Linked DNA regions of Homo sapiens: region 2 is linked to region 1. A link is an interaction called in ENCODE POLR2A ChIA-PET data of the cell type or tissue named here. Cell type or tissue: PC-9. All regions are shown on one strand. Links, peaks and the distances in the headings refer to the core of each region. The heading gives the core; the rest is flanking DNA. Region 1 overlaps KIAA1191. Region 2 holds the start of GPRIN1 (G protein regulated inducer of neurite outgrowth 1).

What was found. Peaks named below come from ENCODE experiments on the same cell type or tissue, not always from the same donor. Only the 100,000 strongest peaks of a DNase experiment are listed, where the experiment ranks them.
Region 2: POLR2A ChIA-PET joins it to region 1 with 19 read pairs; 5 of 35 experiments call an interaction of 5 or more read pairs at or near these places.

Annotation. Positions count from the first base shown.
Region 1 is chr5:176,339,237-176,355,412 of GRCh38, forward strand. It overlaps KIAA1191, which reads right to left. Exons shown (of 9, transcript NM_020444.5): 5 at 13,386-13,512; 6 at 11,377-11,501; 7 at 9,014-9,120; 8 at 8,685-8,827; 9 at 6,826-8,572. The coding sequence ends at 8,364. SIMC1 (SUMO interacting motifs containing 1) reads left to right here. Exons shown (of 10, transcript NM_001308195.2): 10 at 5,947-6,753. The coding sequence ends at 6,209. Among named protein-coding and RNA genes, the nearest start is that of KIAA1191, 14 kb to the right of the region's middle. In PC-9, for the core only: no CTCF peak of the experiment used is centred there; a DNase peak (open chromatin) is centred at 13,175; H3K27ac peaks cover 764 bases.
Region 2 is chr5:176,602,036-176,615,822 of GRCh38, forward strand. It overlaps GPRIN1 (G protein regulated inducer of neurite outgrowth 1), which reads right to left and starts at 8,121. Exons shown (of 2, transcript NM_052899.3): 1 at 7,964-8,121. RefSeq lists silencers at 7,702-7,761, 7,822-8,451, 9,353-9,647. In PC-9, for the core only: a CTCF peak has its summit at 8,277; a DNase peak (open chromatin) is centred at 9,526; H3K4me3 peaks cover 1,411 bases.

The DNA.
Region 1 (16,176 bases), core at 8,177-16,176:
TCTTGTAATCCCAGCTACTCAGGAGGCTGAGGCAGGAGAATCATTTGAACCCGGGAGGTGGAGGTTGCAGTGAGCCAAGATCGTACCACTACACTCCAGCCCTGGCGACAGAGTGAGACTCTGTCTCAAAAAAAATAAAAGAGTATGTTGTCCAGTCCATGCATGATATGTGGTTGTGCAGTTTGTGCATTTGTAGCACCCTCAAAGAAAGGTGCATGTCCTTCTCCAAACAAAGACCCGAAGGCAAGTTCCATGTGTTCTTACCCTCAGTGAGGCTTATGTAATTGTTTTGGAGATTACCAGAAAGGTTAATATTAACAGCTTGTTTTAAAGTTCACCTTTAACATTTCTTGTTCCTTTCTATTTTGATTCCCGGGGAATACACCTATCATGGGCAATAATGACTTAAGGTGGAAACGGAATCTACTTTTATTACAGAATATTTTTTATGTTTTGATAAGAGAGAGAAAGGCCTCAAACCAGTATATATTGACCAAGAATAAATGGGGTGTGTTGCAGTGCTGTTTTATCCTTAAATGTTTGTTCCAGCTTCTTTGGGGTCCAAGAGTTAGGAAGGAGGAAAATTAGCACTAGTAGTTTGAAAACATTGTCCTGCAAAGAACACAGCCGAATGGTACCCAGCAATAGTCAGCGTCCTTGTCAGTCAGTAAGCATCTTACTGTGAGGGCCCTTCGTCTCATCTCTGCCTTCTGCGAGTGGTCTGTGGATGTTGTTGAGGGCATTTTGAGATCAGTCTGAGTTGTCTAGCTCCACTAGTTGTCTAGCTGCAAGAGTGGGAGAAGAAGGGAAGGGATTAGAGAGCCCAAGCTTTCCTTTTGTTTAGGGGAACTCTCAGCATGGAGGAAGAAAGGAAAAGAGATTAGGTAAATTCACCTGCACTGGTTTATATAATCCAAAAACCTTGTGAAGGTATCACCCCCTGTTATAGATGGGAAAACAAAGGCTGAGAGAAAAGCAAATGCAGAGCTAGGATTCAAACAGGTCTGTCAGAGACACGGATTCTGGGCTGTCAATTGAGCTCATGTTCTTGTTCTTTGGCCGAGAGAATCAATCCCCCCCACCCCAGTTGCATAGCCATGTGGCTCAAGTTTCAGCCTCAGCAAAATTACAAAGTGCTGCCTGTCATGGAGTTTATGAGTATGAATTCTAGGGATTTGAACATATAATATTTCAATGAACAAATGCATGCTTTTCCTGAATCCTGCTTATCTGGCCAGCATAGCTTGCAGAAGTCAGTCACAGTCATTCTGAGGCCAGTCACACACACGGTCTCCCTGCAAGGAGCCCTGTCCACGGACGGGGAAAAGCAGAAGCAGGTAGGATCAGTTCAATTCATATATTTATCCAGGCAACAGATATCTACTGAATGTCCTCTCTGTCCTCTGTGCTCACTGGGAAAACCTTAATGAATAAGACCAGCATGGCATCTGCCCTCACAGAGCTTACTGTTTAGTGGAGAGATTGATCCTAAATGAATAATGATACAAGTAACCTATAGTTACATAGAGTAAATGCTATGAAGGAAGTACAAGTGCACAAAATCTATTTTTGGAGGGATCCAGGAAGGCCTCCCTGAAGAAGTGATACCTCATCTAAGACATTAAGTAGGCGGGGCGCAAGGGCTCACCCCTGTAATCCTAACACTTTGGGATGCTGAGGTGGATGGATCACCTGAGGTCAGGAGTTCAAGACCAGCCTGGCCAACATGGCAGATCCCCATCTCTACTAAAAATACAAAAATTAGCCAGGCGTGGTGGTGGGTGCCTGTAATCCCAGCTGCTTGGGAGGCTGAGGCAGGAGAATTGGTTGAACCCGGGAGGCAGAGGTTGCAGTGAGCTGAGATCGTGCCACTGCACTCCAGCCTGGGCAGCAGAGCAAGACTCCATCTCAAAAAGAAATAAATAAAAGACATGAAGTAATGGTGTTAGCCAGGCAAATGGGGAGACAAGAGTTTTCCAGAAAGAAGGCACTGAATGTCCAAGGGCCTTGAGGCAAAAAGATGCTTAGTGAGTCCAAGGAACATAGAACAAGCTAGCAGGGCAAGGATGTAGTGAGTAAGGGGAGAATAACACTAAATGAGACTAGAATAGTCCATGGAGGAGGTTGTGAAGGGCCATCTTGGCCATGCTAAGGAAATTCAGCTGGTTCTAATAACAGAGTGAAGCCATCAAAGTGGTTGGTTCCAAGTAAGGGAGTGTCATGATCAGATCTGCAAATTTAAAGGCTGCTCTACCTGATGTGTAGCGAATCATTTGGCAGAGGGCCAGAGGGGCCAGGGGAGGGGTAATGGTGACAAGGGTGTGGCAAGGACAGAAGGACAGTGGAGAAGGCAGTGGATGGGACAGAAGCACTTTGAAGATAACTTTGACAGGGCTCTTAAGTGACTGAGTCTGAAGGGTGACTCCCAGGGTTCTGCCATTACTGATATGGAGAAAGATCTGCAAAGAAGATGAAGAGCTCAGGTTTGACATATTAGGTAGGAGATTCCTATAGTGATGATGATGATGATGATGATGATGATGAAATAATAATTAACTCTTGTATTGATCCAAAACTACTAACAATACTATCAGCTGAAATATCTTGAGCCAGGCATTATGGCTCAAACCCTTTTCAATGCTAAATGTCCTCATACAGTAATCAGCAACCTCTGACATAACAACTCTTATCCCTACCGAAGCATAAAATCCAAGGCCTTGTTGACTAGACCAGCAGGGCTGAAGTCCACTGGCCAGGGTTTCCTCCCCCATAGACAGTGCTGAGATGGGCACTGCTAACATTTGCTTCTTTAACTTTCCTGCATGATTTAATAAACTCCACATTCTTCTTGCTTGCCCTCTAAGTTTCCCCTGTCCCACCCTATTCAGTCAACTTTTTTTCCACTTCTTTCAAAATCATTTTTGTATTTTTCAGAGTGGCACATGCCTTAAGAAAATCAAAGTCTACAAAAAGGCTCTTCCTAAGACAATTCCTAACTAGTCTCAAATAAAACAGCTCATATTTCCCTATTTACAACCCTCTAAGTCTATAGATACCCTGTTTGCTCTCAAAGGCCAAACTCCACATTATAATGTGGCCTACCCTACCTTCCAATCTCATCTAGTACTTGTCTCCCTTTTATTACTCTGATTTTTTTAAGTTTCTCGATTTATAAAGTCATTACCTTATGTTAGCTGAAACACTTTAAGTATCAAATGTAATTTTCATTGCCTTCCATGGATGCCATTAACGTGGTATATGCATCCCCAGTGCTTCCACCCAGTTCCAGAGGCTGGGAAGTCCAAGGTCGAGGGGCTGCACCCGGGAAGGACTTCTTGCTGCGTCTTACCACGGCAGAAGGCTTCCTACCCTGATTTTCTGTCTTGTTCTCTAAGCATGCTTTTCCTCAGGACATTTGCTATTGCTGTTCTCCATGGACTGCTTTTCCCTTTGACCTTTGCATGGTTGCCTCCTCATCCGTCAATACTCAGCTCACAGACCCTCCGTGGCTAGAGTGGGCTGCTTCCCTTATTCCCCTCAGTGTTACTGTTTATCACAGCATCTGATTTATTTATTTGATTGCATTTGCCACAAACTATAATCAATATTGTTGACTAACTTATCATCAGGCTTCCTGCAACTAGAATATCAGTCCACAAGGACTGGGCCCAAGGCTCTAAATTCCACTGTGTCCCCAGACTCTAGCCAGTTCCTGATATGCAGTAGGTGCTCAGTAAATGTGTGCTGTTTGAAGGTTGAAAGGGCCTTGCACTTCCATCTCAAGGCAGCTTTGTTTCCTGTGTTTCCAGACTTTTTGAACATGCTGTTGTATACTTACTGTACTTCTTCACAGATTACAGACTTTAGTTTTGAGAGATTTTGCTTTTCCATCATTTTATCTGAAGGTTGAGAAAAAACATATTGAATGTATTACTTGAAAATGTAACCTGATAAACCGCTTAAAATGTAACCTGATATACCACTTAAAATGATTTGTTCTGTGTCCTAAATCTGGATACAGTGTAGCTCAGTCCTTTTAATAACTGTTAGTGAAAGTGCCATCATCCCCGTTTGATAAATGAGGAGACTGAGAAATGATGGTGTACTTATGTGCAACTGGAAGTCTTCAAGTCCCCAGAACTCTCTCAATACATTTGCCTAATGTGACCTTCTGCTCATTTGCCTCAATTCCACACACTTCTAGAATCTATTGGGGCTGGCCTGTAGATTTGGGATGAGATACCTTTATAACTTTTTGTTTTCCTATTTTCATTTTTAGACCTACGGAAAAGTAGAAAGAATAGTATAACGAATGCCCATATATATACCGTTTACGCTGATTCATTAGCTTCTAAGATTTTGACACATTTGGTTTACCTATTGATCCATGTATATACCATTTTTTCTGAAACAGTTGATAAGTGCGCCATCATAATTGTATTGCTTAAGTACTTCAGCATGTTCAGCATGTATCTCCTAAGCGTAAGGATATTGTACTTCATACCACTGTGCATTATCACACTCACGAAACTTTTCTTTTTTTGTTTTTTTGTTTTGTTTTGTTTTGTTTTTTTTGAGACGGAGTCTAGCTCTGTCGTCCAGGCTGGAGTGCAGTGGTGTGATCTTGGCTCACTACAACCTCCACCTCCCGGGTTCAAGCAATTCTCCCACCCTCAGGCTTCCGAGTAGCTGGGATTACAGGCATGCACCACCATGCCCAGCTAATTTTTTTGTATTTTTAGTAGAGACAGGGTTTCACCATGTTGGCCAGGCTGGTCTCAAACTCCTGACCTCAGGTGATCTGCCCATCTCCGCCTCCCAAAGCACTGGTATGACAGGCATGAGCCACCACAGCCTGCCATGAAACTTGTTCTTGATAGAATATTATCTAATAGTGTCCCAGTAATATACTTTTTAGGTAGTTGATTTTAGATTGAGCCAGGATACGGTCAAATATGAAGCACTGTACTTGGCAGTCATACTCTTTGGTCTCCTTTAGTCCAGCACAGTTCCCAGCTTTTACTTGTCTTTCATAATAGACATTTTTTAAGAGTCCAGGCCAGTTATTTTGTACATGTCCTATGATTGGGATGTTTAATTGCTTACTCGTGATCACACTCATGTTAAATACTGTTGACAAGAACATGGAGTAGGCCAGGCACGGTGGCTCACACCTGTAATCCCAGCACTTTGGGAGGCCGAGGCTTGCGGATCACTTGAGGTCAGGAGTATACACACACACACACACACACACACACACACACACACACCTGAGACTGGGTAATTTATAAAGAAAAGTTTAGTTGGCTCACAGTTCTACAGGCTGTACAGGAGGCATAGTGGCCTTTGCTTCCAGTGAGGCCTCAGGAAACACAATCGTGGCTCAAGGGGAAGCAGACACGTTTTACGTGGCCACAGCAGAATAAAGAGTGAGGAGGTGCTACGTAAACACTTTAAACCACCAGACCTCATGATAACTCACCATCACTAGAACAGCACCAAGGGGATGGTGCTCAACCATTCATGAGAAATCACCCCCACCAGGCCCCACCTCCAACATCAGGGATTACAATTTGGGACTGTCTAGTTGTTTATTCATGATCATACTCATGTTAAATACTATTGGCTAAAACATGGACTAGATGAATATGTCTAATTGTTTCCTCAGTATTTTCATTTTTTGACCATGTTATGTGATCATAAAAAATGACACAGATCCAAACCATATCACTTTTTTTAATGTAAAACTTCTTAAGGACCCGAGAGAACTGAGAACAAAGGGCCTTTTGGAAGTGGAGTTACTGCAGGCACTCACACAGCCTTCGACTTGTATCCCTGTAGCTAGTCAGCAAGTCTTTGCCAAGACTCTACCTACCAAAATTAGACTTCTTAAAAAGAATTAAAAAGCAGTTCAGAGCACCCAACTGACTTTTTTCCCTCTTGCAGAACACTTAAGGAGTTCCGTGATCGACCGAAAGGACTTAATAATCAAAAGGATTAAGCCCAAACCCCAGCAAGGAGATGACATCACAGTGGTAGACGTAGAGAAGCAGATTGAGGCCTTCCGCAGCCGCCTGATCCAGATGCTGGGGGAGCCTCTTGTCCCCCAACTCCAAGACAAAGTGCACTTGTTGAAGCTCCTGCTCTTCTATGCTGCGGACTTGAACCCTGATGCAGAGCCCTTTCAAAAGGGCTGGAGCGGCTCCTGAGGGCCTGCCAAGCACTGAATGCCAAGAATACCTCCTGAACTCTCTCTCCAACTGCTCAGAAGCTCTAAAAGCATGAAAAGTGGTTAAAATCTTACAGGACCAAACCTGCATTATTTAATCAGTAGGTTGTAATTTCTAACTCTAGTAAATATCTTTTTTTAAATAATCCTATCCTAGCCTGTTCTCAAATATGGCTTAAATATACAAGGTATATATATTTTTTAATAAATTATTTATCTATACTTTTTTGAAACAGGTTAATACTCTGTGCATCACATGTTTAACATTTTCATTCAAGATGTGGAAAAAATCCCTCTGCTGAACCTAGTCTATACACCAATATTATGTCATTCAAGGTACCGACAACCTGTTTCAGGAGAGAGACGTTCATTTTTCCCTAATGAAATGCAAGCATTCTGTTAGACCTATTATATTGCCTGTTAATTTGACTGTAATGAATAGGGGGTAGAAACAAAAGGATCAAGTGTGTTATAAAACATTTGATGTTAAAAGGAGACAATAAAAAGGCAATGGTTTTTCAAAATACCAAGTTCAGTGTGACTCTGGGTGGGTAGAGTGGAATAACTATTGTTAAAAGGACAAAAAAATAGCCACATTTGAGAAAGTAGTAAGGATTTTTATTGTCAAAACGAGATCATAATAGAAGACACAAATAAATTAATTGTTCTCATAATTTTAGACTCCAGGGCCTCTCTATGGAAAGGCCAGCTTCTTATACAGACAAGGTACTATCCAAAACAAAAAGCAGGTATTTGAGACAGTGTTCAAGACAACAAGTGAACTTGTACACAGTGAAGAGAAATAAAAAGGTGGCTTCTGTATTTCCCTCCCTCAGTAAGGTTATGTGTTGCATAAAGGGATGAGGCTCATTTTGGTGAAAAATGCTTTCATACAGAAAATTTTGAATTGAGTGACCTCCCCGCACAGGCGTTCCAGGCCCTGACCTGAACAAGGAAATCAAAGTAAGTTAACACCACTGGCTTCACATGAACCTCAAGACTATAATCTAACGGTATCTACCATCTCCTTTACTTTAAAAAAGTTTAATGTCCATTTACCTATACCAAATCAGTAGACTTAATTTTCTCTCTTAGGAAGTTTTTAACCAAATTACAGCTAAATTAATCTCACTTTAAAGTGCAAGAAAGGCTCTGCTAGAGTAGTGTTTGTTCTGTGGCATAGAAAGAGGAGCATGCCTCCTCCGGCACTGGCCTAAGAGGCCCCACATGAAGAACTAGCTGCAAGACAGTGATCCATTAGGTCTGCCAAAAAGCAGGGGGACTCAAGGTTCAGCCTAGAAAGAGGGGTCCCTGCCAAGTCTGGCTTTTACCTGTACCCAGGTCCCAAACAAACCTTGGGTCCCCTAACTGATAAGGCTGGAGCACAGCACCAGTCATCAACAGGGCCAAAGTCGTCTTAGCGAGTCAGTGAGCACCTCTAAGCCATGATTTGTCAATGCTCACATGGATAGTGGTAAAGGAATAAAGAAGCCTGGGTTTTGGAACAGTACAAACATTCTTTACCTAGTAAGCAGTGATCAAAGTTCTTACCTAGGGTAAATGATGAAAAAAATAGGTAATGAGGTCCCCATACACCCGTGCTGAGAATATTAGTCTAACTTTAAAGCAGTACAAAATGGCTTCTTCCACACAACAAGGGCAAGCTTTATACTAATGTTTCTCAAAAACCAATTACATCTCCAGCTCTAGCCTCAATTTAATAGGTTTTTTACTTTACTTTATTTATTTATTTATTGATGGCGTCTCGTTCTGTCGCCCAGGCTGGAGTGTAATGGCATGATCTCAGCTCGGTACAACATCTGCTTCCTGGGTTCAGGCGATTCTCCTGCCTCAGCCTCCCAAGTAGCTGGGACTACAGGCGCCCACCACCACGCCCAGCTAATTTTTGTATTTTTAGTAGAGACGGGGTTTCACCATGTTGGCCAGGCTGGTCTTGAACTCCTGACCTCAGGTATCCACCTACCTTGGCCTCCCAAAGTGCTGGGATTACAGGCGTGAGCCACCACGCCCAGCTGATTAAGTTTTTAAATATACCTTTCCTATGTCAAAGCCAAGGTAAAAGGGGAGTGGGATGCAAGAAACCACCTTTACCAGAATCCCTGGAAAGAGGGCTCTAGAAGCCAGTGGGTGTGAGCACATTCAGGTCACGGGGTTTGAGGTTATGGGCCCGTGGTGGCTGTTTCTTTCCTTCCATCACTGGGATGTCCATCTTGGGGGGCTTCAAGGCTGCTGGATCTTCAGCCATTCGGTTGGCCTGGGCACGTATCAGTTCCAATGGAGAGGGCTTCTGGGCTCCTCGGTAGGCCTGGGTGGCAAAACTTCCTACAAAAGTGAACCAGAGTGCAAATGATTTCAAAACCAGTAAACAGCTCCCGGTATACAATATGGTAAGATGTCTGCCATGCTGCTCTCTTTTTTGAAGGTGCTGCCTTACCAGAATCGTACTTCTGAAGGGATCTCGGTCCAAAGAGGCTCCACTTATCTGACAAGTTTCTGTCCTTATCCCCACTTCCAGAGTCCATGGTGCTAGGATTTGGGCCAGGTAAGGCTGTGGAAGAACCAGAAGTGAACCAGCCCCTGGGAAAGAAAGAACAAAACATATCCTAAAATACCTCTTCCTTCGCCCCTAGAAATGTCTCACACCAAAAGAACAGGGAACTATCCCTTCTCCCTCTGAAACCACAGGCTTAAATACAACCTCATCTGCCACACTAGCTTTCCTGAAGCACGCAGGAACTCGGAAGGGTCACAGGAAGGGCTCACCTGGGCCTCTGCTTAGGTGAAGAGTGCGGAGTGGTGCTTGGGGTGGACTGGGCTGATGCAGGCTGCCTCTCTTCTTTTGTTACCTCTCCACTCTGTAACTTTAGTTTCTGCTCAGATGGGTAAGAAGAGAGACTTTTTAAAAATGAAAGCAAATTCCAAACAGATAAGTCTAGGCATAAAAAATTTGGTTCGCATTCTAACTTTAGGCAGAAGACATCTACAGGTGGAATGATTTCGGATGATCTAACAGGTAGTCCTTTGTTTTTGCCATACTAGATGGAACTCCATCTCCTTAAAAAATGTGTTCATTCTACACTATATCATGAACATCCCTGTACTTAAAGCTTTACACTACAACTTTTACTTTCAGAAACGTGAAGTAATTTCCCCACATTCCCCCAGACAGTAAAATGGAAGAGCCAGAACGCTAGCTGCCAGCCTTCTTGGCCTTTTAAGCAGGGCTTAAGCTCTTGTCTCGCTGCTGCTCCTACCATGTACAAAGCCCTGCCCATCCTCAGTCTCTCCAAGCCAATACTCAGGCATGCTGCTTCTCTCCAGCTAAATGCTTCCTCTGAGGAGCCTGTTCCATTCTCTCCTCCTTCTCTCCCATAGTCAGCCACTCTGGGTTCCCTCAGCACCGTGAGCATTCCTCTGACTCGCAGTCTAGTGGGGAGAGACAGGTCTACATCTCAGCTCTTCTAGAGCAAGGTTCCCATGCTGTTTCCTCCCTCCAGGCCTGCCACGCCACTGCTTAACCCAAGCTGCACACCAAACAATGATCACGTTTGAATTTTCTCAAACGCTCAACAGATCCATTCATGTAAGTTGACAATCTGTTACAAGATGTAAGTTACAGCTAATATTTCAGCCATCCTCATGTTCTACTCCTATGGGCAAGACACAGAAAGTGGGTCAACCAAAGTCAATCCTACCATTATATAAGGTGAATTGCTCAAATAGAATTCTCACTGACCTATCCTGGAAAGTTCTCAGTTAAGGGTCAAAGGCTGCCGGTGCCCCTCTCTGGAAGCTTCTGTCTTGTTTGAAAGCTTAAACTGGCCACCAGCCCAAACCTGATTTCCTATAGCAGTTTTTAAACCTAGCCTGCAAAAGAATCATCTGGAATGCTCATTACAAAATGCAAACAGGGCCGGGTGCGGTGGCTCATACATGTAATCCCAGCACTTTGGGAGGCCAAGGCAGGTGGATCACATGAAGTCAGGAGTTCAAGACCAGCCTGGCCAACATGGTGAAATCCCATCTCTACTAAAAATCAGCTGGGCATGGTGGCGCATGCCTGTAAATCCTAGCTATTTGGGAGGCTGAGTTGGGAGGATCACTTGAACCCGGGAGGCAGAGGTTGCAGTGAGCCGAGATCACAACACTGTACTCCAGCCTGGGTGACTGCAAACAGGCCACAGTTTTATATCCACAGTTTTATATCCCCACCCACAGGCCACCAGATCCGGGTTATTCCTCGTTATGTATAATGTATACCATGATTCTTTCCTGCGTCGTGTGCTCTCCTCACCTTGCCCTCATCATACCCTGTTCAGAACTCTTAAAATAAAGCTTGGAACAAGCCTGGATTCTGACCCCCCCTTGCCTAAAGAAGACAGCCCAAGTTTCTTAACTGTAATTGTGTCTCTTCACAATCTGCCCCTGACTTCCATATGAGCCCCTTCAGGAGCCAGATTTCCAGGCTGCTTTGGAATGAGGAGGAAGAAGCCAACAGGAAGTAAGGCATCAGGAGACTTGGGTTCGGGTACTATGACTGGCTGAATAGATGGCCTCGAACCTCAATCTCCTCATTTACAAAATATGGAGAAGAGCATCTGTCCCAAAAGGTGATTGTGAGGATGAAATGAATGCAAGTGCTTCACAATCATAAAACACTATCCAGTATGAAGCGGTCTTCACTGAAAGAAAGTCATTTGAAACTATTCATTCAAATACTTGGCTATCACTAAATTAACCCTTACCAAAATTCTTCACTTATAGAAATGAAATAGCAAAAACATTCCAATTCCACATTTGATTTTAACTTGTTCCTTTCCAGTTAAGCTGTTACCTCTGTTGAGGCTGCCCAGTTCTCCCCAAGATACTCCACATTTGCTTTATGATTCATAAAGTACTCCTATGTATATGTAAGCTGAGGCTCTCACTTGATTCTGCTAACCAGAAGTAGCAAAACAGACACCCCACTGTATAGGTGGATAAGCAAAAACTACGAGGCTAAGAGCTCGGGAGCGAGACTAACTCCACAGCCCCCAACTAACTGAGCTGGTAACTTCAAAACCACAGCCACATTTCAAGCCATGAACACTGAAGGTTTTGTTTTTTCAAAGTTCCTAAGAGCTTACGTGGAGTGCTTCGGCCACTCGAAGGTACTTGGTCTCCTCGGTGGTGAGGCCCTTGTGGGGTGTGTAGCCAGCATCTCTCAGCCCTGCCTGTCGCTCAAAATGCTGAATGCTTTCCTGGGTCTGTTCTGGGAACAGAGGAGATGACAGTCATGCCCATTCCCCTCTCCCATCACAAAATAAGGAGGACAACATGGATATCTACTATTCTCCCCAGAAGCAAGAGACCACACTGACCATTCAAAGAAGAGGAGACTTTCCCCAGAGAGGCACCACAGCAGTAATTCTGAACCTCACACAAAGGCTCTCTAGCCAGAAGGAAGCCTTCCCTCACACCAAGCTGAAGAGGTTATTCCTAAAGGGACAGCTGAAGAACCTTGAGGACAATACTCCCACCCTCCTCTTAGTTGTACATGGTGACATTTTCTTTGTATTTAGAAATGCAACATGGGGCTGGATGCAGTAGCTCACACCTGTAATCCCAGCACTTTGGGAGGTCAAGGCGGGCGGATCAAGAGGTCAGGACATCCAGACCATCCTGGCTAACAAGGTGAAACCCCATCTCTACTAAAAATACAAAAATTAGCTGGGTGTGGTGGCAGGCGCCTGTAGTCCCAGCTACTCGGGAGTCTGAGGCAGGAGAATGGCGTGAACCCGGGAGGCGGAGCTTGCAGTGAGTCGAGATCGTGCCACTGCACTCCAGCCTGGGCGACAGAGCAAGACTCCATCTCAAAAAAAAAAAAAAAGTTACATTGTGCTAAAAGAACAATGAATAAGTTTTGTAACACTGCTAGAACACATTCTCAAGCTTGTAAAATAAAAGTAGTGTTGCTGATTCAACAGATGTGAATAAGAAAATCAAAGTATAGGTGGTGCGTGATGGCTCACACCTGTAATCCCAGCACTTTGGTTGGCCTAGGCGGGCAGATCACGAGGTCAGGAGTTTGAGACCATCCTGCCCAACAGAGTGAAACCCCATCTCTACTAAAAATACAGAAATTAGCCAGGCGTGGTGGTGGGCGCCTGTAGTCCCAGCTACTCCAGAGGCTGAGGTGGGAGAATTGCTTGAACCTGGGAGGCGAAGGTTGTGGTGAGCTGAGACCACAGCATTGCACTCCAGCCTGGGTGACAGAGTGAGACTCTGTCTCAAAACAAAAAAAAAAAAGAAGAGAAACCAAAGTAAGAGTCTGGACCTTTGGTTCTTGGTGAATTCACTAGGAATTGCCCAGGACAAACTGATGCCCTCCTGGAGAAGATAAACAAGGGCTTCTGACTTCAAAAATGAGCCAACCAAGGAGAACCTCTATGTACCTTACCCTGGTAGGGGCACAACTGCTGACAAACAGAGCCATGTATCTAATTGTTAACTTCCCACAGCAACCTGTACAGCCCTCCAGAATGAAGAAGTTTAGTTAGCTTGTTATAAGGTTAAAAAAAAATCCAAGTTCTCATATCAGGTTTCATTAGGATGACCAATCATACATTCTTAAGACTAAAGACACTTGGACCTGGTCCTCTTCCTGGTAGACCAACTTTGAGCTGTTTAAAAAAAAAAAAACAAAAAAAAAAACAAAAACTGGGGTAAGTGGGAAATGCCCGGATGTTTCCCCTTCTCCAGCAGAGCTTGAAACAGTAACAGCAGCAGCTGCCGCCACTGAGCACTGGGCCTTCTGATCCTCACCTCAACCTGCCAGTGAAATTCCCCATTTTAGAGCGGGGCAGTCTCTGTAGTTAAGTAGCTTGCCCAAGGCCACAGTGACAGAGCTGGGAACATGAGATCATATCAACAAAGCAGCAGGAATGCACCTAAATCAGATAAGATGCTTAACATTTGGCAAATCTTCCACTTAATAAATGGAGCTTCAATACTGACATGATTCAGCAGCCAAACTGACATTTTTTAGGATAAGGTAAGGCGAGCGTGTTGCAGTATCATCTCCAATCAGCTTGTAGGAAGCCTCAACTCTTCCCTGCCCCTATGGCACTCTACTCTGAGGGTGAAGAGTGCTTACTTGTGATCAGAGAATTCATGATGACATGGGTAGCTTTAGCCTTCACCACTGGGACCTTGTCCACACTGTCAATGGCTGATGACAGGGTCATGGCAGGGGAGGGTAGACTGGCCTCTCCTTCCTCCACCTGTTCAAGAGAGGTACAGTACAGAAGCACTTAGGCAGGGCAGGGGAGTCACACACCTAAACTTACTCCTTTGGGGAGGAAGTTACTGAAATAACATTAATCTGGTAAGTGAGGAAATCATTGAAGGGAGGAGTTGGTCATCTCCACCCAGCTAGATAGGTATTATCCATAGAGACAACAAAGAAAGACATTAGGTGAATAGTTTACATTTATAAAGGTGGGAAAGCCAGAATTTGAAGCTCTGACGTCTACTACCTTCCCAGACTATGATCTTCCGATATACTATAGTACTATGCCCTAAGAATGCAGAAGAAATGCTTATTACGAAGCACTGACCACATCCCAGGCACTATGCTAGATCTTAATTGATGAGAGCACTGGCTAAGTGGTTCTGACCCTGTGCCAGCCATTAGAACAGACTGCCGGGCTCCACCTCAGAGTTTGATTCAGTAGGTCCCTGTTAGTCTGGGGTGGAGTTCAAGAATTTCTTTCTAATAAATTCCCAGGTGTTACTGATGCTGCCGGTCCCAAGACCACACCTTGAGGACCACTGCTCCCAAGGTTCAAGTAATGGTCTTTTGAAACAAACAAAAAAAATCTACTTAGCTCCTCATTTTCAACCTGCAAGAGCTGGCAGCCTCCACCTTCTGCAATCGAAACACCTGATACCTTGCTCAGGCCTAGCAGGGAGGAGAGAACAAGACTTATTCTTTATTCTGTGCTTGTCTGGAAGAACTGAGAAGAAAGTAAGATGGTTGAAAAGGGGGGACAGATAAAAAGTAATGAAAAATGTTGTATCCTTACTACAAAACAGAATTTATACCTTTAAGCTGTGACCTTGAGTAAAACTTGAGCCTGTTTCCTTACTGGGAAGACGGTTGATTCCTAACATGGGGAGAGTTAGGGCAAATGAATAGGATCGCATGCAATGAGTCAAGCGGAGCTCTCCTTTGGAGCAGCTGTTCCAAGCCATCAGCTGTTCCAGCTGAGGCCCAGAAGAAATCTGGAAGCCCGCTCATCCCTTGCCTTGTGGAGCCATCAGCAGGGTGTGTGGCCTGGCAAGCACCACCAGAAGCCCTGCTCACCTCCTGCTCTGGACCCTAAAGCCCATTGCTCTGACATCACAGGCAAGCTGCAGCAGGCCTTTTCTCCCTGCACTTTTGCTACTTGTTACATGGAATACTCTCCCTGAACAACTGACTGGGTCATATTTCAGTAGATAATTGATAGAGGGAATATCCCCCAGAGCTGTAGGGGCACTTTCTTAGAAAGGAGCTGTCTGCCCTGAAAGTCTGTTGGAGGCGGGGGGAAAAACACTCCTTAGAAATTATCAAATATGGCTCTACTAAGAGAAAGTTAAGCAGGGAGCCTGCAGTCATAATATCAGCTACACAGCTAATACACAATGTGCCAACCCTTTACATCCCCTGACTGAATCCCCACAACACCTCTATGACATAAGGTATTCCCAACTCTCAGAGAGAGACACTGGGGCTCAGGGTAAAGTTGTGTGCCCAAGGTCTTGCTAGGGCAGACCACCTGGGACTCACACCCAGGCCTATTTCAGTGGACCCTTACTGTGTACTGCCTGTCAGGCCCTGAGCTACCATGTGGCTCAAAGTTCAGAGAAACTGTAGCTACAGGTTAAACAGCCTTACGTGAACTTGGCGGGCCTACTTTATTCAGGCAACAGTCTAGCCTTTCTTGTATTCTTGGTGGCTGGAGAGTCAGAGGGGAGAGAGTCCCTGAGGTCGGGAAGCAGAGGCTCCAATAATGCGAACCTACGAAACTAGACTGCACGAAGGACTGTGAGGTATGTTCGGAAGGGCCTTAGGAAGGAGGCAGTTCTTACAGAGGATGGCCATGGGCAAAGGCAGCTGAGGCTGGAGGTACAGCATGAGGACAGGTACAGCATGTGTTCAAGAAAGGGCCAATTTTTTTCCCCAATCACAAAATGAGCAGTTTTTGGGAATCTATGCCAGGCCATCGGCTGGATCCTGCAGATAAGAGTACAAACCTAGACATGGCCCCTGTCCTCAGGAAGCTAATGGAGGGCGAGAAAGCAATGCAGGGATGACGACGGGGACCATGGTACCGTGGGGAGCTCAGAGGGAGAGGTGATGGCCTTATCAGGAGGACGGAGATGTCAGGAAAACTGTCACAGAAGAGACTTTTGAGCTAAGACTTAAAGGATACCAGTTTTCAGGCAAATGGAGTGGGAGAAAAGGTGAGAGGACAGGATGTGGATGGCAAACATCCTAAACAATCAGGGCAGTGTGAGCCAAAAACTGACAGGCAGAAAATACGCTGCTAAGTGCAAGAATTTTAGGTAACTTGCACAGTTCAAGCACTGGGTAGGGGAGCTGGAGAGATGCAGGCAGGACTTAGATCACATGGACTGTGGATCATGCTGAGCTTGGATTTAGCTCTGTGGGGAATATGAAGAGTCTCAGGAGCAGACAAGGCCATTCTAGTTTTGAATTAAAAAGAAAAAAAAAAGGAGGGAGATTTAAAAAACCATCTATTGGGTACACTGTACACTATTCGGGTGACGGGTGCACTAAAAGCCCAGACTTCACCACTATACAATTCATCCATGCGAACAACACCTCGGGTAACCCTAAAGCTACTGATTTTTTTTTTAACAAAATAAATAAAATCTTA
Region 2 (13,787 bases), core at 2,960-10,959, 260 kb after region 1:
GCATCTTCAGGCCCCGTCACCTCCTCTGCCCTTTCTGCTGCTGCTCTCCCTCTCCCTCACGCTGCTTCAGCCACGCGGGGTGCCTCGCTGTGCGCCTTGCTGTGCCTTGAACACGCCTGCCTCCATGCCTTGGCGCTGCCTGCTTCTTCTGCATGGAGAGATTTCTCTCCAAATATCTGCATGGTCGGCTCCCCAAGGCTTTCCCTGACCCATGCAATGTAAAACAGCCTCCTCCCCAGCTCTGGCTGGCATTCTCCACCCTCTTATTCTAATCAGTTTTCCTCCATAGTACCTGTCACCATCTGACATATCACATATATTCGCTTATTGCTTGTGGTGTGTTGCTCTCATTAAAATGCCAGCTCCAGGAGGTGGGGACTTTGCTGTGCTATCTGATATATCCCAGAGTTGAGACCTGGCACACATGCAGTAAGCAAGGAAGATCCTCATACGGATTTGTTCCATGAATGACTGAATGACCTAAGATGCAGAGCCACCTGTGCCCTCCTTGGCTCAAAACCCTCCTCATTCTTGCCGGAAATGTAAATTAGTTGTAATCTTTTTAGAAGGACATTTATCAATTTCTATCAAAGTTTACAACGCGCATAGCATTTGAGCCACCAAGCCCACCTCTAAGCATGGTCCTAAAGATAGACCTGGGGTCCTGAAGATGGTCCTGGGGTACACAAGGGCATGGCTAGTGATGAGAACAAGACGGGGAGGCAGGTTCTGTGAACTGTGGGACAACCACGCAGAGCACCGGGCAGCTACTAGAAGGTGTGGGGTAATGAGGGAAAGCACCCAAGATAAATTAATTGAAAAAGGCCAGGGGACAGCATCGCTACTGGGATCCCACGCGTGTAGCCAAGGAAAAGGACACACATGGATGGGTTTATTTATAAAGAGAATTTCTGGATGGAATCCTATAAAACTTTTAGCAGTGACTGCCTCTCAGAAGGAAGAGCGGGGATCTGAGGGTGGGAGAAGCTTTTCTTTGTGCGCCCCTTTGTGATGTTTAAATTGTGGTTATGTGCGCACATAGTCCTTTTTTTTTCCAATGGACAATAAAGAGAAACCTTTAATGACTCACTCTTACCTTTGGGGTAAAGTCCAGCTCTTTAATATGCTCCTAAGCCCCTATGTTTCTACTTAAGTGCTGGGATTTATCTTTCATTACCCACTCCCACCCCCAAAACATGTACACACACAGATACACACTCTCTCTCTCCCCCACCATCTCAGCCTCTACACACCCTCTTCTGGAGGAATCTCTCCCTCCCTTCTTGCCTGGCTGTCTCTTATTACACCTTCAGATCTCCGTTAAAACACCTCCTCCTCTAGTGGGCCTTGTTTGGCTACCAGCTTCCTGGGGATTCCTGTAGCCTCTCGTTCCTCCTCTAACAAGGCTCATGTCACTCTGCATCTGGCCATTTACACCTCTGGGTCCCTGGCCAGACCTCAGGTCTCTGGATGGGGACACAGTCGATACTGTTCACTACTGGGTCCCTCAGGCTCTGGCTTATGAGGTGGGGGAGGGGGACCATCACTAAGAGGGAACACAGGAAGAGGAACAGTTTTGCAGAGGATCATGGGGCACTGGGTTTCGGAAGTGGAACTGGAGTGCCCATGGGACTTATGGGGGGTGACATCCAGGAGGCAGTAGGAAGCAGGCCAGAAGCACGGGAGAGGTCTGGTTGGAATTCGTGGGATCACTGGATGGTCACCAGCCTGCAGGGGTCAGGCAGGCATCAGATTTGAGTGGCGTGAATTGAGTCCATCTTCATCTTTGGCCTTTTGATAGTGATATGGGCACAAATATTTGTTTTCTCCTACAAGGGAGATGATGAAAGACTCCTGACATCCCCAGACTGAGGGAGACAAGAGGGAGTGGTGGGGACTGTGGCAAACTAGAGGGCACTGGCCCCTTCTAAAGGGGCAACGGCACTCAATTCCTGCCAGCTGTGGCCAATTAGGAATCATTCCATTAACTCAGCATTTACTGAGCACACAGGCAATGTTCTAGGCATTATTCTTGGGACTGGGGATACAGCAGTGAATAAGAAATGTGGGGTCCCTGCCTTATAGATGCAGAAAGATTGGGAGGAGAGAAATAAACAAGTGGCAAATAAATCATAGTATTTCAAATAATGGATGCTGTGAAGACAAAGGAGTGGGCAGCTGGTTTAGACATGTGGTCAAGAAAGGCCCCTCTGAGGCAGTTACCATCTGAGCCAGCCATGAAGAGCTGGAGTGGAGTCGGAAAGGGGGTGGCAGCGGAAGAGGAGGCAGCAAATCACATGAGGCATGGTGGAGGAGGGGGGTTTAGCCTAAGGGCACTGGAAACCCTGGAAGTATTTTCTTTTTATTTGAGACAATGTCTCACTCTGTTGCCCAGGCTGGAGTGCAGTGGCGCGATCTCGGCTCACTGCAGCCTTGACCTCCTGGGCTCAAGTGATCCTCCCACCCCAGCCTCTCAATGTAATAGGATTATACCTTGATCTCTTGAGGCCAAGAGTTCCAGACCAGCATGGGCAACATAGCAGGATCTCGTGTCTACAATAGGATTATACCTAGCGCCTAGTGAGCCACTGTATCCCGCCCCTTGGAAGTATTTAAGCAGGGAAGTGAATGTGGCCGCTGTGCCTCCAGGTTTCCTAAATTTTTTTTTAGCTAAGTCATAAATCTGGATATCTGTATTTTATTTATTTATTTATTGAGACAGAGTTTTGCTCTTGTTGTCCAGGCTGGAGTGCAATGGTGCTATCTTGGCTCATTGCAACCTCTGCCTCCCAGGTTCAAGTGATTCTCCTGCCTCAGCCTCCCAAGTAGCTGGGATTACAGGCATGCGCCACCATGCCCAGCTAATTTTGTATTTTTAGTAGGGACAGGGTTTCTCCATGTTGGTCAGGCTGGTCTCGAACTCCTGACCTCAGGTGATTTGCCTACCTTGGCCTCCCAAAGTGCTGGGATTACAGACATGAGCTACCGCGCCCAGCATGGATATCCATGTTTTAAATATTGGCTAATTTAAAAAATATCATACAGGCTAAACAAAACACTTTTTTTTTTTTTTTTTGAGACAGAGTCTTACTCTGTCACCCAGGCTGGAGTGCAGTGGTACAATCTCAGCTCACTGCAACCTCTGCCTCCCGGGTTCAAGCAATTCTCGTACCTCAGCCACCCGAGTAGCTGGGGCTACAGGCGCACATCACCATGCCCAGCTAATTTTTTAAATTTTTACTAGAGACAGAGTTTCACCGTGTTGGCCAGGGTGGTCTCGAACTTCTGGCCTCAAGTGACTGGCTGCCTTGGCCTCCCAAAGTGCTGCGATTACAGGCATGGTCCACCATGCCCGGCCAAAACACTTTCATGAGCCAACTTTGACCCCTAGGTCACCAGCTTGCAACCTCTGATCCATCTGGCCCTTGGCCTATGGAAAAGGACGTTATAAGCCAGGGTGACCGGGAAGATGGTCAAGGGAAAGGGCCCTGGGGCGGAGTTCCGCGGCTGTAATCCCAGTGCTTTGGGAAGTCAAGGTGGGATGACTGCTTGAGGCCAGGAGTTCCAGATCAGCATGGGCAACACGGCAAGATCCCGTCTCTACAAAAACTTTAAATTAAAATTAAAAAAAAAAAAGAAATTAGCCAGGTGTGGTGGCATGTACTTATAGTCCTGCCTGCTCCAGAGGCTGAGGCAGGAGGATCTCTTGAGTCCAGGAGTTTGAGGCTGCAGTGAGCTATGATCAGCCTGGGTAACAGAACAAGAAACTGTCTTTAAAACAGAGACAGGGAGAGAGAGAAAGGGCCCAGGCTCCAGTGAGGGCCAGGATCTGCCTACCATGCCTGCCTGTTTCCTTCTCTGGAAAACAGGAATTCAACAGCTGCCTGGCTGGTGTACAGGGAGTTTAGCTGGAGCTGGAAGGAGTCAGCAAAGGATATAGGAAGGGTGCTCTGGGCCCTCACTACCCCTCATTTCAGCCCTGGAAGCCCAGCCCTGGGGTCCTCACACACCAGCCCAGCCAATAAGCTCCTCTCCCTGGGTGCAGCCCGGGCAGAAAGTCAGGCCAGCCCACCGCTTATCAGCTCTGTGACTTCAAGCAACGCCCTTCTCCTCCTTGGGGACCCTGAAGAACCCACCTCCTGCTCCCCCAGGGCTATAGTGAGAATTAAAGAAAATGAGGGGTGTGCCTGACTCTGCTCACTTTAGGGCTGGGCTGTGTCTGTGGAAGGCCTGTTTTTATCTGCTCAGCCTGTCAGAGCCCAGCTGTGCTCCCAGGAGGGGGCAGGGGAGGAAAGGGTCTGCAGCAGGGACACAAACCAGCAAAACCTGACCCTCAGACAGGCTTGTTTGACCCACAGAGCTAAACACATTTTAAAATCAGTTTTAAAAAGGAATTAACCGATCAACTTCTAAACATTAGAAGATTTCATGTGACAGTAAGATTTCCAGCTTCTCTTGGAAAACTAAAATTTGGCAGTCTGAGCGTGCTTCCTGCCTGGCAACATTCAGCTGGAGCCCCAAAGGGACAGCCTCCTTAGATGGGGGTGTACTCTCCAATCAGCCACAATCCCCCCTCTTCCCCACGGTGTCCTAGACACTGAGGCTGACTGTCTGCTGCCATCAATCATGGAATTCTCACTGTCGTTTTTCTCACAGCCGGCCCTTCATGTATGTTACCCTCCTGGCCTGTAGCCACCTGAGTGTGGACCCTGGAGCACAATGCCATGAAAGGCAGAGGTGACCTTGTACAAGTCGAGCCCTTACTATGTGCAAATCCCACCCGCCTGCCAGGCAGCTGTTGTAGTCCTGTTTTCCAGAGGAAGAAACAGGTTCTAAGAGGCAAGCTTGGCTCAGCTGATAACATGCCCCTTCTGAAAGTCCCCAGGCTTCCCGTCCCCAACTTGTATTTTCCAGCCTCTGAGATGGGATAAAGTCCAGGGTAGGGACAGAGAGCCTGGTCAGGGAGGTAGAAAGATGTGGGGTCAAGCCCCAGCTTAGTCATTGACATCCTCTATGACTCTGAGTGAGTTTTTCTACTCCGTGGGTCTCAGTTTTCCAATCTGTGAAATGGGAGAGGGGATGTAGTTACATCTGGAAGAGATAGGCCAGCCCTGGGTTTCAGAACTGCCCCAAGACCACTCCCAGAGGCTCTACTGCTCACAGTTCTGCTGGGCCCTTCCTGGATCTTGGGGAGGCCTGAGGATCCTCGAGCTGCTTCTCTGAGAGGCAGCCCAGGCCTGAGGCCCCACATTCTCTCCCCGCAACTACCCCACTAGAACCCAGCTCCATTACCTGGGCCCAGCACGCTCACTGTCTTTCTTTTTTTGAGACCGAGTCTTGTTTTGTTGCCTAGGCCGGAGTGCAGTGGCATGATCTCGGCTCACTGCAATCTCCACCTTCCAGGTTCAAGTGATTCTCCTGCCTCAGCCTCCCGAGTAGCTGGGATTACAGGCATGTGCCACGACACCTGGCTAATTTTTGTATTTTTTGTAGAGACAGGGTTTCACCATGTTGTTTAGGCTGGTCTTGAACTCCTGGCCTCAAGTGATCCACCCACCTCGGCCTCTCAAAGTGTTGGGATTACAGGCATGAGCCACTGCACCCGGTCTCAGTCTCTTTTTATCATCTGGATCCCACAACAATCTCATGAGGGGGGCATTATCATCCCATTTCACAGATGAGGCCACTGAAGTCAGAGGGAGAAGACTTGACCAAGGGCACACAACTGGGGCACACAACTGGGGCACACAACTTGGTCAAGACTTGACCAAGGGCACACAACTGAGGGAAGGCTGTAGCTCAAAGCCAGTTGTGCCCAAGCACAAAACCTGAGTTCTTTCTAAGATCGTGGACACTGACACTTGGCTCTTTTTTTTTTTTTTTTTTTTTTTTTTTTTTTTTTTTTCTGAAGACAGGGTCTCACTCTGTTACCCAGGCTAGAGTGCAGTGACACAATCATACCTCCCTGTAGCCTCCAACTCCTCAGCTCAAGCAATCTTCCCTCATCAGACTCCTAAGTAGCTATAGGCATGCGCCATCACACCCAGCTAATCTTTAAATTTTTGTAGAGATGGGGGTCTTGGTATGTTGCCCAAGCTTGTCTCAAATTCCTGGCCTCAAGCAATCCTCCTGCCTGGGCTTCTCAAAGTATTGGGATTACAGGTATGAGCCACTGCACCTGGCCTGACACTTGGTTCTCAAAACCCCCTTTCTGGTTTTTGAGGTCAGGCCAAGGTTCCTCCCAAGCAACAGTGCCAAGGAGCATGCAGTAGAAGAAGCAAGAGCTCCCCTCCCCCTGCATACATTCCCCCACCTGTGGGAACGCACACACCCTATGAGCAGATGAGCCTGTACACTTGGGCACAAACAGGTTGAGTGTGGCCTGACTGAGGCAGAAGGCAGAAATGTCTGCTAGGTATGTAGGCGGGCTCACCTGGCATGCAAAGGAGTGAACAGACTGCTTGTGGATGTATGTACCAGCTTGGGCCACTCTGGGGCCAGGACCTGGCTCCTGTGTTCTGCTCAAGAAGAGCTTGTTGTGCGTATGTACACCCTGCATGTGCAGAATGGCCTGTGTGTTTGTGCCTCGTGGGGGCTACTTGGACCCTGTGGGTATCTCACTCCTAGGAGAGCTTATCTGGGTGTTGCACAGGTGCCTGTGTCCTGCTCCCAGGGAGAGCAGCAGCCCCTGTGGCTGCCCATTCAGGCCACAGAGACCTGGCCAGCCATTCCTTTCCCTCTAGGATTTCTTTCCAGCATGGAGCTATCCTTACACCCATAAACAGGGCCAGAACTGCCAAGCACCTGCAAATACCTCTTCTGTGCTGACAAGACCAACAAAGGCTTGAGGGACTTCGTCAGGCATCTGAGTGTGTCTGAGAATCTCAGTCTGCTGCCCCTCGTCCCCTTCTCTCGTAGTGCCCTCAGAGCAGCGAAGTCTCCTGCTCGGGGGTGTGGGGGGAGAAGGAATCTAAAGGTGTTAGCCAGACCTGCTTCCAGAAACGGCCCTCAGACCATGCATACATACATACATAGGAGGGCAAGAATGGACGTTCATGGACGTGCAAACGTGGGCCAGTGTGGGTGGGAGTGGGCAGCACGCTAAGAGACAGAGTGTGTGTGTAAGAGGGAGTGTGTGCACAAGGGTGGCAGTCTACTCCAGGGTATCTGGGTACGCAAGGGACCCCATGAGCAGGGGTGAGCAGGCCAGGGCAGGGTGGCCCCGAGTGTGTTGTGATCAGGGAGTATTGTTGAGTTGATGTCCATGCTGTGATCCGCGATGGCTGGTTTGAGTGCGTAGCTGTGCCTGGGTGTGTACGCAAGGCTCCCACCCAGTACCCTGGGTGACAGGTGGCCGTGTGTATGAGTCTAATGGAATGACCAACAGCCATTGTGTGTGTGCGGTAGACCTGTGGCCTCACTCGAGGAAATGAGGCGCCCGTGCGTGAACGCGGTGTTGTGTGATCGCGCCCCGGAGTGTGTGCCACACTGGTTGTGTGACGGCGAGTGTGCTCAGTAGTGCGAGTGGAGCCAGTGGAGCGTTGAGCTCGCTCCGGGGAAGATGAATCAACGCGGGAGGACGCCCTCCCCCCAGTGGCGGGAAGCACCCCCTCCCGCGCGGCCATGCCGAACAAAGCCAGCGGGCGGCGGCAAGGCCGGGCGCGGGGCCGACCCCACAGCCAGGTCAGCCTGGCCCGCCGGGCCCCTCTGATGTTCGGCCCAGGGCTGCGGGACCCGCCCCCGCCCCGCCCCGCCCCGCCCCGCCCCGGCGAGGAGCCTGGAAACAGACACCCACCGCCCCCAGCCGCGCGCACACACCCGGGCTCATGCCGCGCGAGGTGTCCGAGCCCCGCCGCCGGGGGGCTTCGAGGACCCTGGACAGCGGCTCCGGGGCGGCAGCGAGCGGATGAAGGGGCTGCCGCCGCCCGCCCGGAAAGACAGCGGGTGTGGGCGCGGCGCTTACCAGGCAGTGCCGCTGCTCCGGCTCCTGGGCGAGATGCGCTCCGGCTCCCGCCGCCGCCGCCGCCGCCGCCCGAGCGGCCTCGGCTGCCTCCGGCCGGGCTGGCGGGAGGACCCGCAGACTCGGCGCCGCCGTCCCCAGCGCCGGCTCCGCGCTCCCGCCCCGCGCCCCGCCCCGGGCATGCGCAGTAGCCGCCCGGCCGCCTCGGAACCGCGAGGGGGCGGTGACCGCGGGGAAACCGCGGCCGGAGGGAGCGAGGGAGGGGCGCCCCTCGCTGGCCAACCCTAACTGCGGCCGCTGGGCTCCCGGGTTCCGCGCCGTCCTCGAGCGGGTTCCCACTTCACAGACAGGGAGACTGAGGGCCGGAGAGGCTGCCCCTTTGCTGCGAGCTTGCTGAGGGCGGGGCGCGCCGTCTAGCAGATCTTAGACCAGCCCCTCGAAAGCCCTCGCCTGGCTTGACCAAGGAGGGAACTGGGGCTCAGAGGGGGCAGTCGCCGGCCTGAGGACTCGAGGCGCCTGGATGGGGACCCAGGTCGGCGCGATCTCCCGGCTCCGCCAGCGAGGAAATTTCCCGCCTCCGCCCCCCCCACCCCCGGCCGCACTTCCGGCCTCCTCTTCCCCGCCCCCGGCCCTTTGTCTCGCCGCTGCCCACGCTCCAGCGAGTGGCGGGGACGCCGGAGGTAGTGGTGCGGGAGAGATGCCTTCCAGTCCCTGGCTGCGGCCTCCCCGGGGGCCCGCCCGCCCTCCCCCCTCCCCCTGGATACCCTCGAGCAAATCATTTCACCTCTCTGCACTTCAGTTTCTCGATCTGTAAAACGGGACTAACATTATGCACCTCACGGTGGTCTTGGAAGGGCAAAGTAGGTGTTCAGGGGTTTCCAGTGGTATCTGAATCACCAAGGACACAGAGACTCGCTGCCCACCCCCTCCACATTTCCCTGCAGAGAAGGAGTTCCCTTCCCCTTGACTTCCCAGAGGAGAAAAAATAATTCCGTAATTGCTCTAGATGTGACAAAACCCTCTCGCACCGGTACTATGAAGCCACCACCATCTATTAATCAATGGTAACAACCATTGGCAATGATGCTTATGTAGGGCCAGACACGGCGCTAAGATTCTGTTTACAGGTTTTATCTAATTTCAATTTCCAATCGCTTAGGAGCAAGTTAATATTAATGTATTATATCTCCATTTTTCAGATAAGAAAAGAGAAGCAGATAAGTAACTTGTTTGTGGTCACACATCTAGTTAGTAGTGGAGCTGGGATTACAAACCCATGCAGTCTAACTTTGAAACCTCACTTCTTATTCTTACATTTTACTCCCCTCTCTTACTTGGTGAACCGTAAGTCACCGTGATCCTTTAAAATATATATATATATATATATATATATATATATATATATATATATATATATATATATATATTTAAAATTCTAGGTGATAAATGAAGAAAATCCGTGGGACTGGCGTCTCCAGGCAGCACGCCAGGCAAGGAGAAAACCTCAGCGTGTCGGACCGGTTTCAGAACCACGGACAGCACCACACCAGGGCTGCTTCCTCACATTTCCGGTCCTGAAAATTGCTCATTCACTGCCCACAAGGCCATTTCGCTTCAGAGCTTACAAACCCTTATTCCACATTCATCATTTCATTTTTTTCTCCCTACAGCCCTTCAAAGTAAACATTACTGGCTCCATGACACAGATGAAATTAAGGCTTGGAGAAGTTCACAGATGTGAAAAGTGGCAAGAACCAACCTGTGATCGAAAAAGGTCCCCCTGGGACAGGACAAGGGTGGACAGGAGCAGAGACTAGGCAGGAGTGAGGAGGCTATGGCAGGTGTTCAGGTGAGCGATGATGATGCCTGAACCACGGCGGCATTTGTAGGGATGGAGAGGAAGAGTCAGATTGGATACCTATCTAGGGGTAAAATCAATAGGCCTTGACCATGAGGTGGATGTGGGTGGAGGGGAGAGAGAACTCTGCTGTCTCTCTGAGATTCTGCCTTGGGGAGCCAGGTGGATGAAGGACAGATAATTTATGAGCTCTGGGGGGAAAGAGGGGTTTATAGGATGGCCGTGCTGATACATTTGAGTCCAGAACTGAGTTCTGCCGTGGCCAAAGCTGAAGGCAGACAAGGGAGCCCATCCACCTCCAGCTGGTGCCGGAGGTCATGGGAGGGGTGTCGGCACATGGGAGGACGTACACATCAGGTACACACCAGGTAGGGAGACACAAGGGCCCTAGGCCAACCCTGAGGCACGCCAACATGAAGGGACTGGCTGGGAAAAGGAGGCTGCAGCAAAGAATGAGAAGCAGTCATCTGAGAAGCCAGAAGCAGCCCAGGAGAGTGTTATGTCTCAGAAGCCAAGGGAGAGAGTGTTCCAGAAGGCAGGAGAGTCACCACATCAAGAAGACAAGATATGGCCTGAAAGGTGTCCTCTGGACTTTGAAAGTTGATGACATGCAGTCAGTGGAGAAGCGGGGTGGAAGGCAGCCATGGTGGGGGGTAGGTTGATGAGGAAATAGGAGTAAGGAAATGGAGTGGGCAAGTAGACAACTTCCTCAGAAAGTCTGGGCTTTGAGAGAGAAAACAGGAATGACAGTCTCTCCAGAGGGATGGGAGGTTGAGCTGAAGGAGACTTGAAGGCATTTAAATTCTGATGGGAGGGGCCCAGTACAGAGGGAAAGGGCAAGGTGTCAGCAAAAGAGAGGACCAGGGCTGGGTCTGGATGCTCAGGTGGAAGGTGGGGATGGGATCCAGAACCCCAGGGCAGCTCCCAGACCTGGAGATAAAGATCAAAAGCATGTGGTTTATTTGTGAGGTGCAAGGACACCAGCAGGGGAGTGGGAAGGTGACCCAGGAAGGGAAGGCAGCCAGTATGAGGTTATTATTCAGTCGGCTACCACAGTGAGTGAAGCTTAATCCTGCAGGGAACTCTTGGAAAATGGGGTAAATACACATTTTGGAATTCTCCTGGCTGAGGGCAAGGGAGGTGGGGTATTTATATCCCAACACCAGCAGATGTTGGTTAAGGGCCATCCCTGGAATGTGTTGCATGGGCTGTATGTTAATTCCCAGGCATTCCTGGCCCACAATGAATGTGGGCAAAGTGGGTCCCAGCAGCCTGAGAGCATCTCTCTGACAAAGATGCAGGTACTGCTGGGAGTCCTGCCGGTAGGCACAAAAATGATAAGGGCACCCAAAGGGATGTGGTCAGAGTTCTGGCAGTGCCTGCTATGTGGACACTGGAGCCTCTTTAAAATCTGGGTCCTCTGCCATGCTCTGCAACCACTCTTGTTCCATAGGGACTTGTTGATAAAAACATTTTTAAAATGAAAATTTCCAGACAACAAAACAAAGCACTTGCTAACGCAGAGGAGGAGCTCAAAACAGGTACGGAGGCAGTTGATGTGGGTTCAGTCCTGGCTTTGCCAGTTACTAGCTGTATGGCCTTGGTTGAGGTCTCTCTTAGCCTCGATATCATCCTATACAATGCTTAGCTCTCAGAGCTCTAAGGAAGATGTAGGGAGGAAAAATACACCAAGTGCTTTTGCTGTGGACAGCAGTGTTATGGCAAGCCCAGCACCGCACACCCTTTTCTGACCACGGCACCTCCATCTTCCTTGGGAGACCACCTCCCCACCCCAGCCCATGTGGTGGGATGGGATGGATCCCAGTGCCAGCTCTAGGGTGGGCAGTGACCCAGGTCACTGATTTGTTCTGGGGGGAGGGGGAGTCAGGGATGGAGCACGGAACCAAAGCCACCTGCTTCTCATACTCTCCTGGAATTTTGGGCCTTGCTGAATCGGTGTTGCATACACCTGGAATTGCTGGGGGTCATCTTTGTCCCCGTGTGGAGAGAATCCATCTGGTCCCAGGTTGTGACTCATCCTAGGGTTCAGGCTCACCCTGTGACAAATGACATGGTCACCCACACCCGTGTGAGTGTGTGTATGTATCTCGGGTTGCTCTGCCACTGGGGAGCCATACACACTCGTACGCACCAGAAGATAAACAAGTGCCTGCAGCTCCTTGGCTGGCGCCCAGGCCGGGGGTGGAATAAACAATCCCAGTGACTTTCTGAAAAGCAAGCGTGTGTGGCAACAGGCACCATGGAGACAAGCAGACTGTACCAGAGCAGAGACAGCAGCCACCCCCCAAAGCCACCCCTGCGCGCGCGCACACACACACACACACACACACACACACAAAATATGTATCTTGCCCTCTTTCCCCTCTCGTTCACATTCATATCATGTTCATATCTCCTCCATAAAGCACAATCCCCTTCTCACACCCAGGCAGCTACTCCCATTCTAGCTTTGTTTGAGGCTAAAACTTTTGAGGTCTGAGACTCCCAAGACAACAGCATCCACAGTTCCTGAACTCGTTGCCTGGATACTGGCCCTGGTCTAGGCCATATTTCAGCAAATTGAAGCCACTAGAGAAGGTGTGTGCTCTGTGTGTGGGGGGGGGAGGGGGGAGGGCAGGCAGTGCCATATAAACCCAACTTTCTGTAAAGTTCTTGTGTTTGCTTCAGGGATGCACACACCACATACAAACACACACTCCTTCAAGAAATACTTACCTGTAGTTGTAGTTGGCTATGAAGATTGAAGAATTTTTTATATTTTTTTATTTAAAAATAAAAATAAAAAATACTTACCCAGACCCCACACACCTGCACCCTCTGAATACTCGGATCCACACCCATCCTCCTGTGTGCCGTGTATAACCCAGCACCCCCCAGATGATGATAACGATGGTAGTATACCACTTACTGTACATTAGTGTTTTACAGTCATCACCTCATTCTATTTAATCCTAAAGAAAACCATCTGAGACAATACAATTATTCCCATTTCATAGGTGAGGAAACTAAAAAGTTCAGAGACATTAAGTAACTTGCCAGGGTTGCACAACTAGAAAGTAATAAAGTTGGGAGTCAAACTCTAGCCCTACTCAGACACCCACACAACGCCCTCATACATGTGCACATGCTACATACATACACATATGCACACACATGAGGAAACTCTACCTCCTCAGTCAGCCCAGATAACTGATGCACATCGGGTCACCTTTCCCACCCTGATCTCCTCACATGCACTATCCCCGGGCCCTCACAGTGCTGCACTGATGGTCATGAGAGCCCCAGCCTGGGCACACAGGCACACAGCCTGCTGCTCACACAGGCCCCCTCCCCCCTCGCTGCACCCCCCTCACCCCCAGCAGCTGCGGCCCGGCCTGGATGAGGGAGGCCCCAGGATTCGGATGGGTGACTCAGGCTGAATCATGGCCCAGCTGCTCCTTGGCAGCCCTCTCTCCCATTCTGCCCGAGAGCCTTTTTTTTTTTCCTTTTTCTTTTTTGAGACAGGGTCTTGCTTTGCCTAGGATGGAGTGCAGTGTCATGATCACAGCTCACTGCAGCCTCCAATACCTGAGCCCAAGCAATCCTCCCACCTCAGTTTCCCAAGTAGCTGGGACTACAGGTGTGAGCAACTGCACACAGCTAATTTTTAGTATTTTTTGTAGACAGGGTCTTGCTATGTTGCCCAGGCTGATTTTGAACTCCTGGGCTCAAGTTATCCCAGAGAGCCTATTTGGAAAGCAAAGTTGGATCTTAGGGCAGGGGACAATGAGTTGGTGGTAGACAATAAGGGATGGAGCACTTGAGAGGGAGAAATTGGGCACAAGAAGACCTCTGTGCCCTCCTCCACTCCCTGATATCCTGCAGGTGCACCCAGGCAGCCCCCACCCATGTCCCTCATTCTGCCAGGGAAAGGAGTCCTTCCGCCTGGACCCTGGCCAGGGGCTCCCT